Regions from separate parts of the Homo sapiens genome. Here region 2 is linked to region 1. Evidence: chromatin contacts called from ENCODE Hi-C or POLR2A ChIA-PET data. All regions are on one chromosome and are shown on one strand. The core of a region is the stretch at or near the end of the contact, and the rest is flanking DNA. Distances in the headings are between cores, read along the strand shown.

What was found. Hi-C counts contacts between places; a loop is a spot of excess contacts on that map. ChIA-PET counts read pairs that join two places held with the same protein, here RNA polymerase II (POLR2A). Pooled maps may share reads with other maps.
Region 2: a loop to region 1 is called in a pooled map, with 2.5 times the contacts of the local background. The contact joins two enhancer-like sites. A Hi-C loop is called at or near these places in 1 of 168 maps with a recorded cell type or tissue (B cell) and 7 of 50 pooled maps. POLR2A ChIA-PET finds 5 or more read pairs at or near these places in 5 of 52 experiments (CD8-positive, alpha-beta memory T cell, T-cell, WTC11 and 2 more).

Annotation. Positions count from the first base shown.
Region 1 is chr10:102,345,621-102,349,759 of GRCh38, forward strand. The region is part of intron 4 of GBF1 (golgi brefeldin A resistant guanine nucleotide exchange factor 1); the gene reads left to right. LOC107984263 (a long non-coding RNA gene) reads right to left here. Exons shown (of 2, transcript XR_001747574.3): 2 at 1,594-1,939. Among named protein-coding and RNA genes, the nearest start is that of NFKB2, 48 kb to the right of the region's middle. Within about 2 kb of position 1,796, at least 2 of the 41 ENCODE cell types and tissues checked have a DNase peak (open chromatin) inside an H3K27ac peak, as active enhancers do.
Region 2 is chr10:102,476,646-102,480,784 of GRCh38, forward strand. ACTR1A (actin related protein 1A) reads right to left here. Exons shown (of 11, transcript NM_005736.4): 11 at 2,584-4,139. It overlaps SLC68A1 (solute carrier family 68 member 1), which reads left to right. Exons shown (of 10, transcript NM_024789.4): 10 at 1-400. Among named protein-coding and RNA genes, the nearest start is that of SLC68A1, 17 kb to the left of the region's middle. Within about 2 kb of position 2,471, at least 9 of the 41 ENCODE cell types and tissues checked have a DNase peak (open chromatin) inside an H3K27ac peak, as active enhancers do.

The DNA of each region.
Region 1 (4,139 bases), core at 546-3,045:
TGGGTGACAGAGCAAGACTCCGTCTCAAAAAAAAAAAAAAAAAAAAAAAAAAGCAGATAGTATTAACTTAAATGTACATGATATAACTATTCATCTGATTTATTCTTTTATATTGTAGAAAATATATATAAAACTTGCTATTTCCATCAGTTTCAGTTTACAATTCATTGGCATTAATTACACTCACAATGTTGTGCAGCCGTCACCACCATCTATTTCCCAAACATTTTTATTACCCCAAATAGAAACTTAACATAATGGGGAGTTAACATTAACCAATAACTCCCCATTTCTCTCTCCCCTCAGCCCCTTGTATGATTTTTTTTACTAGCTCTATAATTTCCATAGTGTAATATAGATATAACACAATTCATGTGCTCATTCTTAATATTTAAGATTGTTTCCTATTGAAGTCATAAATAATGCTAATATAAGCATCCTTGATCACATGTCCTTATTAATAATTTTTTTAATTTTTATTTTTAGTAGAGACGGGGTTTCACCATTTTGTGCCACCACGCCCGGCTAATTTTTGTATTTTTAGTAGAGACAGGGTTTCACCATATTGGCCAGGCTGGTCTCAAACTCCTGACCTTGTGATCCACCCGCCTCGGCTTCCCAAAGTGCTGGGATTATAGGCATGAGCCACCATGCCCGGCCCCTTATTGCTAATTTTACTCTTGTATGAAAGATTTCTGAACTTGGAATTTCTGGATTAAAGACCACGTGCATATTGCATTTTTATAGCTATTACCAGGTTGCTTCCCCAAAAGGTTACATCATTTATACTTCCACCAGCAGTGATTGAGAATTTCTACTTCCTTACCCTGTCATCAGCACTGAATATTATCAGTTTTATTTGTGCCAACTTGGTAAGTAAAAAATGATATTTTGTTTTTATTTTTTGAGACAGGGTCTTGCTCTGTCACCCAGACTGGAGTGCAGTGGCACAATCACGGCTCACTGCAGCCTTGACCTTCGGGCTCAGGTGATCCTCCCACCTCCGCCTCCCAAGTAGCTGGGACTATAGGCACACGCCACCACACCCAGCTAGTTTTTGTACTTTTAGTAGAAGTGGAGTTTCTCCATGTTGCCCAGGCTGGTCTTGAACTCCTGAGCTCAAGAAATCCACCACCTTGGCCTCCCAAAGTGCTAGGATTACGGATGTGAGCCATTGCACTCAGCCTTTTGTTGCTTTTATTTCCTGGAGGCTGAACATTTGAATTTCCTGTCCTTCACTTCTTTTTTTAATTGAGTTGGGTTTGTTTTTCATGTCAATTTGTAGGAGTTCTTTGTATGGTAGGAATATTAACCCATTGCCTTTCATAGCATTACAATTATTTGCTCCTAATCTAGGCCAAATATTTCCCTTAATCTGTAGTTTATCTCTAAATTTCTTCATGGTGTCTTTCTTTGGATTTCTTTTTTAGTTGGTCTTGACACTCAATTTGGGAATTCATTTTCCCTGATTGGCAGCCCATGTACAAGGATGAAGAATATAGAAAACAGGCAGCTGTCTTTGTTTCTTAAGCAGGGAGACAAGAAAAGATAAGGCTCAGGCTTTAGCTAGCCAGAAAAGAAAATAGTCTTCAGTTCAGAGCAAGAAAACCCTTTATTCTAGAAATGTTGGATTTGCTTAGCTGATGCATTCAGGATCCTGAGCAGGAATCCTGGGTACCAACTAGCTTCTGAACAGGTGCATCAGCCTCTCCGACACCCTAGTCCCAGCTTCATACTTTTCCTAAACAAAATCAGGCCCAGCCACTTCCAGCCTTGCCCTGAGCACCACCTGCAGGTCATCTTTCTTCACAGCCTCCAGTGGCTGCCGCTGCTGTGCCTTTTCCCTCTGCTGTCTTGTTGGTGTTACTCTTTCCTCTTCCTGGACTTGGCAGACAGGCTGGTCATTGGAGACCTCAGGCCACCTGGTCATTGGAGTTTCCTGTGGTGGGAAAGGAGAATGCTGGAGGTGGTTATTGCAGTGGGCATGAGAAAAGGAGCAGGAAGGAGTGTATGAAAGCCAAGAAAGCAAAGGAGATGGGATTGGCAGATTTCCCTGAAGTTGGTTCCAGAGTAGCCAGAAGAGGAGGACATTTTAAAGAAGGGTTTAGGCTGCTCTTCTAGAAGAAAACTCCTGTCTCTTGCTCCTATGATCCAAGGTTTCAGGGATTATTTTAGATCCTCCAAGGACTAGCCTTTTGTTTGGCCCCATACAGCTGCCAGACCAGAATTTTTGTGCCATGGATTTCATGGGTTGCTAGCAAGCCTTGCCTATGGTTCTTGTCAAAGACCTGTCACTCTAGTCTGCCTTTTTATTTTTATTTTTTATTGGTTTTTATTGAGACAGTTCGCTCTGTTGCCCAGGTTGGAGTGCACTGGTGTGATCTTGGCTCACTGCAACCTCCATTTCCTGAGTTCAAGCAATTCTCATGCCTCAGCCTCCCAAGTAGCTGGGACCACAGGCATGCACCACCACGCCCGGCTAATTTTTGTATTTTTAGTAGAGATGGGGTCTCGCTGTATTGGCCAGGCTGGTCTCGAACTCCTGAGCTCCGGCAATCTGCCCACCTCAGCCTCCCAAAATGCTGGGATTACAGGCATGAGCCACCGTGCCCAGCCCATAACTGCCTGTTTAGAAAATTAACTTTGCTACTTCATTCAACCTCAGGGGACAAGAACTACAAAGAGATCAGTAGAGCTTAAACCCCATTAATGGAGTCTCTCTGAATCTATTCTGGTTGGGGGATGGAAGGAGTGTCTGATTCAAAGTAATAATTTAAAAGACACCTTAACAAGAGAGATTACTGAAAGAGAGGAAGAAATGGATCCCCAGGAGCCTTGTGAGATGGGAACAAGGCTACTATTCACTTATCTCTGAAATGCTACACAACACTGAGAAGGACCTGGGTTTCCTATGTGGGCCCTGGTGGCCTGGGTAGGGACTGTCAGGCAGGGCTATGAGATAGAGGCCCTGAGAGTATGGGATTTTTTTGTGCTGATCGGGAGAAACGTGGAGAGGTGGTGTGATAGGAGGAGCTGGGTCACCCCATTTTATTATATGTCATGAAACTGGCTTCCTTCTGCATGACCTCTAAAGTAACTACTCCCAGTGCTGAGTAGAAGGACACTGTAAATAGGACAAAGAAAGTCTTGATGTGGTGTCGGAGGCTAATGAGGACAGAAGAAAAAGAGGAAACATTCACAATTAGTAAAAGACTTCTGGCTTATCATTGCAAGAGAAATGTTTGGGGGCCAGGCACAGTGGCTCACACCTGTAATCCCAGCACTTTGGGGGTCCAGGCAGGCAGATCACTTGAGCCCAGGAGTTCAAGACCAGCCTGGACAATATGGGGAAACCCCATGTCTATAAAAAATACAAAAATTCTCCTGGCATGTTAGCACACATCTGTAGTCCTAGCTACTAAGGAGGCTTAGGTAGGAGGATCACTTGAGCCCCAGAGGTCGAGGCAGCAGTGAGCCATGATTGCACCACTGCACCCCAGCCTGGGCGATAGAGCAAGACCCTGTCTATTTAAAAACAAAAAAAGAAAAAAAAAAGTTTAGGTTCTCAGCCATCCCCTGAGCTTTAGGCTCAGGAACTCTCTGATTTCAGGTACCAAGAAAGAGAAAATGGGCTGGGCACAGTGGCCCAAGCCTGTAATCCCAGTACTTTGGGAGGCCAAGGTGGGTGAATCACCTGAGGTCAGGAGTTTGTGACCAGCCTGGCCAACATGGTGAAACCCCATCTCTACTAAAAATACAAAAATTGCTGGGTGTGGTGGCAGGCACCTGTAATCCCAGCTACTCAGGAGGCTGAGGCAGGAGAATTGCTTGAACCCAGGAGGCAGAGGTTGCAGTGATCCGAGATCATGCCACTGGACTCCATCTGGCCTGGATGACAGAGTGAGACTCTGTCTCAATTCAAAAGAAAGAGAGAGAAAAAATAACAACAATCTTATAATTCCTGTGACTAAAATTAGGGGGTGTTCCTGCATTACACCATGCCACCTCTGGAGCAACTTTCTCTGTCACTCACAAAGCTTTTTCATATGCCTGCCCTTTCCCCCTACTTAGGCTCCCCCTTTAGAACTAAACAGCTCTGGAAAGGATCCTTCAGAGCAGACCTAGGGCAGGAGCTAGGC
Region 2 (4,139 bases), core at 1,221-3,720, 130 kb after region 1:
CAAGGGCTGGGCCATATGTGCTCAGGGACGTGCTTCTCTTGTAAGGCAGGAGGACAGAAGAGGACCAAGAAGGGAGGGGGCTGCCCTGTGGTGCACACAGGCCTGCCATGGGGCGTGGGAGCCCATCCCGCTGCCTGACTGGAGCTGGCCGCTGTGGTGGACTCAGGAACCACTTTTAATACTGCAACTGCTCCCTTTTGCCCAGTCAGGGAAAGCTGACTGTAAGTCCCACCTCCCACTCCGTCCACCCTTCTAGTGGTTTCTCTGAGAGGTTTCTCTGCTTCAGCTGTGCTTGAAGTGGCATGCCTCCTCTGCTGCAGGGCTCCCCCACCCCCACACGGCCTCTAAAGATGTTTATTTCCTTATAGACTGATTAAAGTCAGCCATTCTTTTTCCTCAAGTCTGTGCTGTGTGAGTGAGTGGTGGGTTGCTGGGGTTGAGAACCAGGATTCCTTACTGACTAGAAAAAGCCCCTGAGAGCATTTTTCTGAATAAGAGTGGTAGGTAGGCCGGGCGCAGTGGCTCATGCCTGTAATCCCAGCACTTTGGGAAGCCGAGGTGGGTGGATCACCTGAGGTCTGGAGTTTGAGACCAGCCTGAGCCAACATGGCAAAACCCCATCTCTACTAAAAATACAAAAATTAGCCAGGTGTAGTGGTGTGTGCCTGTAATCCCAGCTACTTGGGAGGCTGGGGCAGGAGAATCGCTTGAACCCAGGAGGAGGAGGTTGCATTGATCGCGCCACTGCATGCACTCCAACCTGGGCGACAGAATGAGACTCCATCTCAAAGAAAAAAAAAACCCACCTTGGTGGGTTACCAAGATGCCAGGGAGAAAAACATAGATTGGTAACTGCATAGGCACTCGGGCCCAAAATGACCATTAGGCCTCAGTGCATTTCCCATGTATCACTGCTGGACATGGTAGTCAAAGAGAGAGGAGCCTCTTTTAGGCCCGAGGTTCTCAGCCTTGGGGTCCCCTGGGGAACTTAAAAAATACTGACATCTCAGTTCCATTCCTTGGGATTCTGACTTAATGTGTCTGGGGTATGGCCTGGGCAGTAGGATTTTGAACATCTCTGTAGGTGATTTTATCATGCAGCTGGCACTGAAAACCATGACTCTCAGCCACCATTTCTCAACCTTGGCACTAGCACTGGAGATATTTGGGGCCAGATTGTTCTCTGTTGTAGACATTTAGCACCCCCCACCCCACCCCACACACACACCAGTTGCGACAAACAAATACATCTCCAGGCATTGCCAGATGTGTCCTGGGAGGCAAAATTGGTTCCAATTGGGAACCACTGCTCTAGGCCAATGGTTTTTTACAGGCTGCATGGTGATTAAAAATGTAGGCTGTAGGTTCTATGGCCTGGGTTTACATTCGGGATTAAGAAAGGCCAGCGCTGGGCACGGTGGCTCACACCTGTAATCCCAGCACTTTGGGAGGCCGAGGCAGGCAGATCACCTGAGGTCAGAAGTTCGAGACTAGCTTGGCCAACATGGTCAAACCCCATCTTTATTAAAAATATGAAAATTAGCTGGGCACAGTGGCAGGCACCTGTAATCCCAGATACTTGGGAGGCTGAGGCAGGAGAATTGCTTGAACCCAGGAGGCAGAGGTTGCAGTGAGCGGAGATTGAGATTGTGCCTCTGTACTCTAGCCTGGTGACAAAGTGAGACATGATCTCAAAAAAAAAAAAAAAAAAAAAAAAAGGCAGAACTTTGGAAAATTGCTTAATCTTTCTGTGGCTCCAAATCCTTATCTGTAAAATGGACAACAAAAGCACGTATATTTTGTAAGGTTATTGGGAAGATTAAATAGTTACCATTTGGCAAAGACCTGGCAATTTTCCTCCCAAGTGCAGGTTTTAAACGGAGAAGTGATTAATCAGGATATCTGAGTATGGGCCCTGGAAACTGCACTGTAATAAGCTCCTGGCCTTCTTCTTTTTTTTTTTTTTTTTTTTGAGACAGAGTCTTACTCTGTCGCCCAGGCTGGTGCGATCTCAGCTCACTGCAACCTCTACTGCCCGGGTTCAAGCGATTCTCCTGCGTCAGCCTCCTGAGTAGCTGGGATTACAGGCGCCTGCCACCACGCCCGGCTAATTTTTGTAGTTTTTAGTAGAGACGGGATCTCACCATCTTGGCCAGGCTGGTCTTGAACTCCTGACCTTATGATGCACTTGCCTTGGCCTCCCAAAGTGCTGGGATTACAGGTGTGGCGTGAGCCACCGTGCCCGGCCAAGCTCCTGGCCTTCTTATTCACTTGACAGTTTTGAGAATCTTTGATTTCAGGGATGTTGAGAGCTGCTCCTGTCATCTGGAGTTGAGTCTCACCCATGGGCTACAGTGTACACAGGAGTGGGACCTTCTGTTCTTGAACTTAGGCTGTGGTGTGATCACCCTTTTCTCTGCATCCACCTGACAGGCTGGGACTTGGGCTATGCTCTGGACAAGGCTGGCTGGTGCAATGATGCCCTCTAGAGGATGGATCAGGCCCAGTCACCACCTCAGATTCAGTGCCTGCTGCTCTTCCTCTTTCCACTTGGCCCTGGTGACAGACAGATAGAGGCCCAGCTGACGTGTCTATCGGAACGACTTTATTTCAGTACACTGGGCCCCACCAGGCAATGTGGTTTGTGCGAGGCTGTGCGAGGGACAGGCTTGGGCTAAGAGAAGGGAGGTGAGTTGGTTAAGCGCACTGCAGTCCGCGGGGCGCTACGTTGCTTTCACACATACCTGCTGCTGTGGCCCACACCTGGCAGGGGCCTTTGGTCATAGGACGGCGTGGGGGAGAATACTGTGTGAAGTCTGGGATTGGGGTGGGTCTTGGTGTCACAGGTGAGGGTGCCGGTGAAGACAGGCTGGCCCCAGCTTTGCACCATCTAGGCTGAAGGCCTTTGGACCACTCCTAGGAGTCAGGCCTGGCTCCATTAGCTCCTGGCACTCTGGTCTGGCCCACTCCCTCCTTAACCAAGCAGGTCCAAGGTCAAGAATGGCACAAGATCAGCCCAGAGGGGGCCTTCCCACCTCTACAACCTAGTCCCCTGGTCAGCTACAGTGGCAAAAGGCAACTTGGTAAATTGCAGCTTTCTCCAGTCTTAAGGGCACTGGCTCTCCAACACCCCTCCCTTGCTTAGGGGCCTCTGCCAAAGAAAAATTTTACCTCCTGTTTCAGAAAATCTAACCAGCAACCAGCCTGTTGATTCCAGGGCAGTGAGCAAGAGGAAAAGGGAGAAAGAGCCTGGTGGGAGTGTCTTTGAGTGTAGCTTCCAATCTCAAATGGTCCTGGAACCTGTGGACACTGTCAGCTCACCATCAGCTGGGAGAGGTGGGGCCCTGGAGGCTAAGCTTAGGTGCTGTAAACATTAGTGTAGCAAGGCAGGAGGCAGCAAGCTCCCTCTCTCCAGCCCCTAACTGAACAAACACTTCAATAAATAAAACGGTTTGAAGATGGCATTGCAACAAGAACAGATGGAAAGCGAGGTCCTGGAACCAGCAGGTGCCTTAAACTCTCCCAAGGCCCCCGAAAGGGGACTGGGCTGGGAACATTAACTCTGCAGCCATTCAGAGTGAGGACTGCTCCTGCCCTCCTCCAGTGGCCGGTGTGGTCCTGTTCCCTGGTGAACATGAGGGCCTCCTGCTCTCTCCTGACTCCAGTCTCTGTAATAGCTCTTGGGGTGCTTTTCCAGCCTCCCAAACCAAAATGGCAACAAAACCAGACAGAACTCAACCCCAGTCCCAGTCCTCAGTGTGCAGTCAGGAGGCATCGATAGTGGAGGCAGCAGCTGCCTGGGGCCTCAGGGCACCCTGGGGGTGGGGGTGAGGGTGGGGCCAGCCCAGCCTAGGATGGTCAGCAGCAAGGTCTCCCGGGGGATGGCTTACCTCCCTCTGTCTCCCTGTGGTAGTAAACGGAGTCCCCCACAGCCAGCCAGAGGCCACCTGAGGAGGGAGCACAGCCTCTGCCAGCGCTCTTCCCTGTCAGGAGCCAGTTAGTGGTCAACCCCAGGCCTCAGGCCATCACCACTGCAGGTAGTTCATCGTCCTTTCTGGGCCCAGGGTCCCAGGGCCACACGGCACTCGCATGTGCACACACACTCATATCCACACACGCACTCACACACAGGCAGTTCC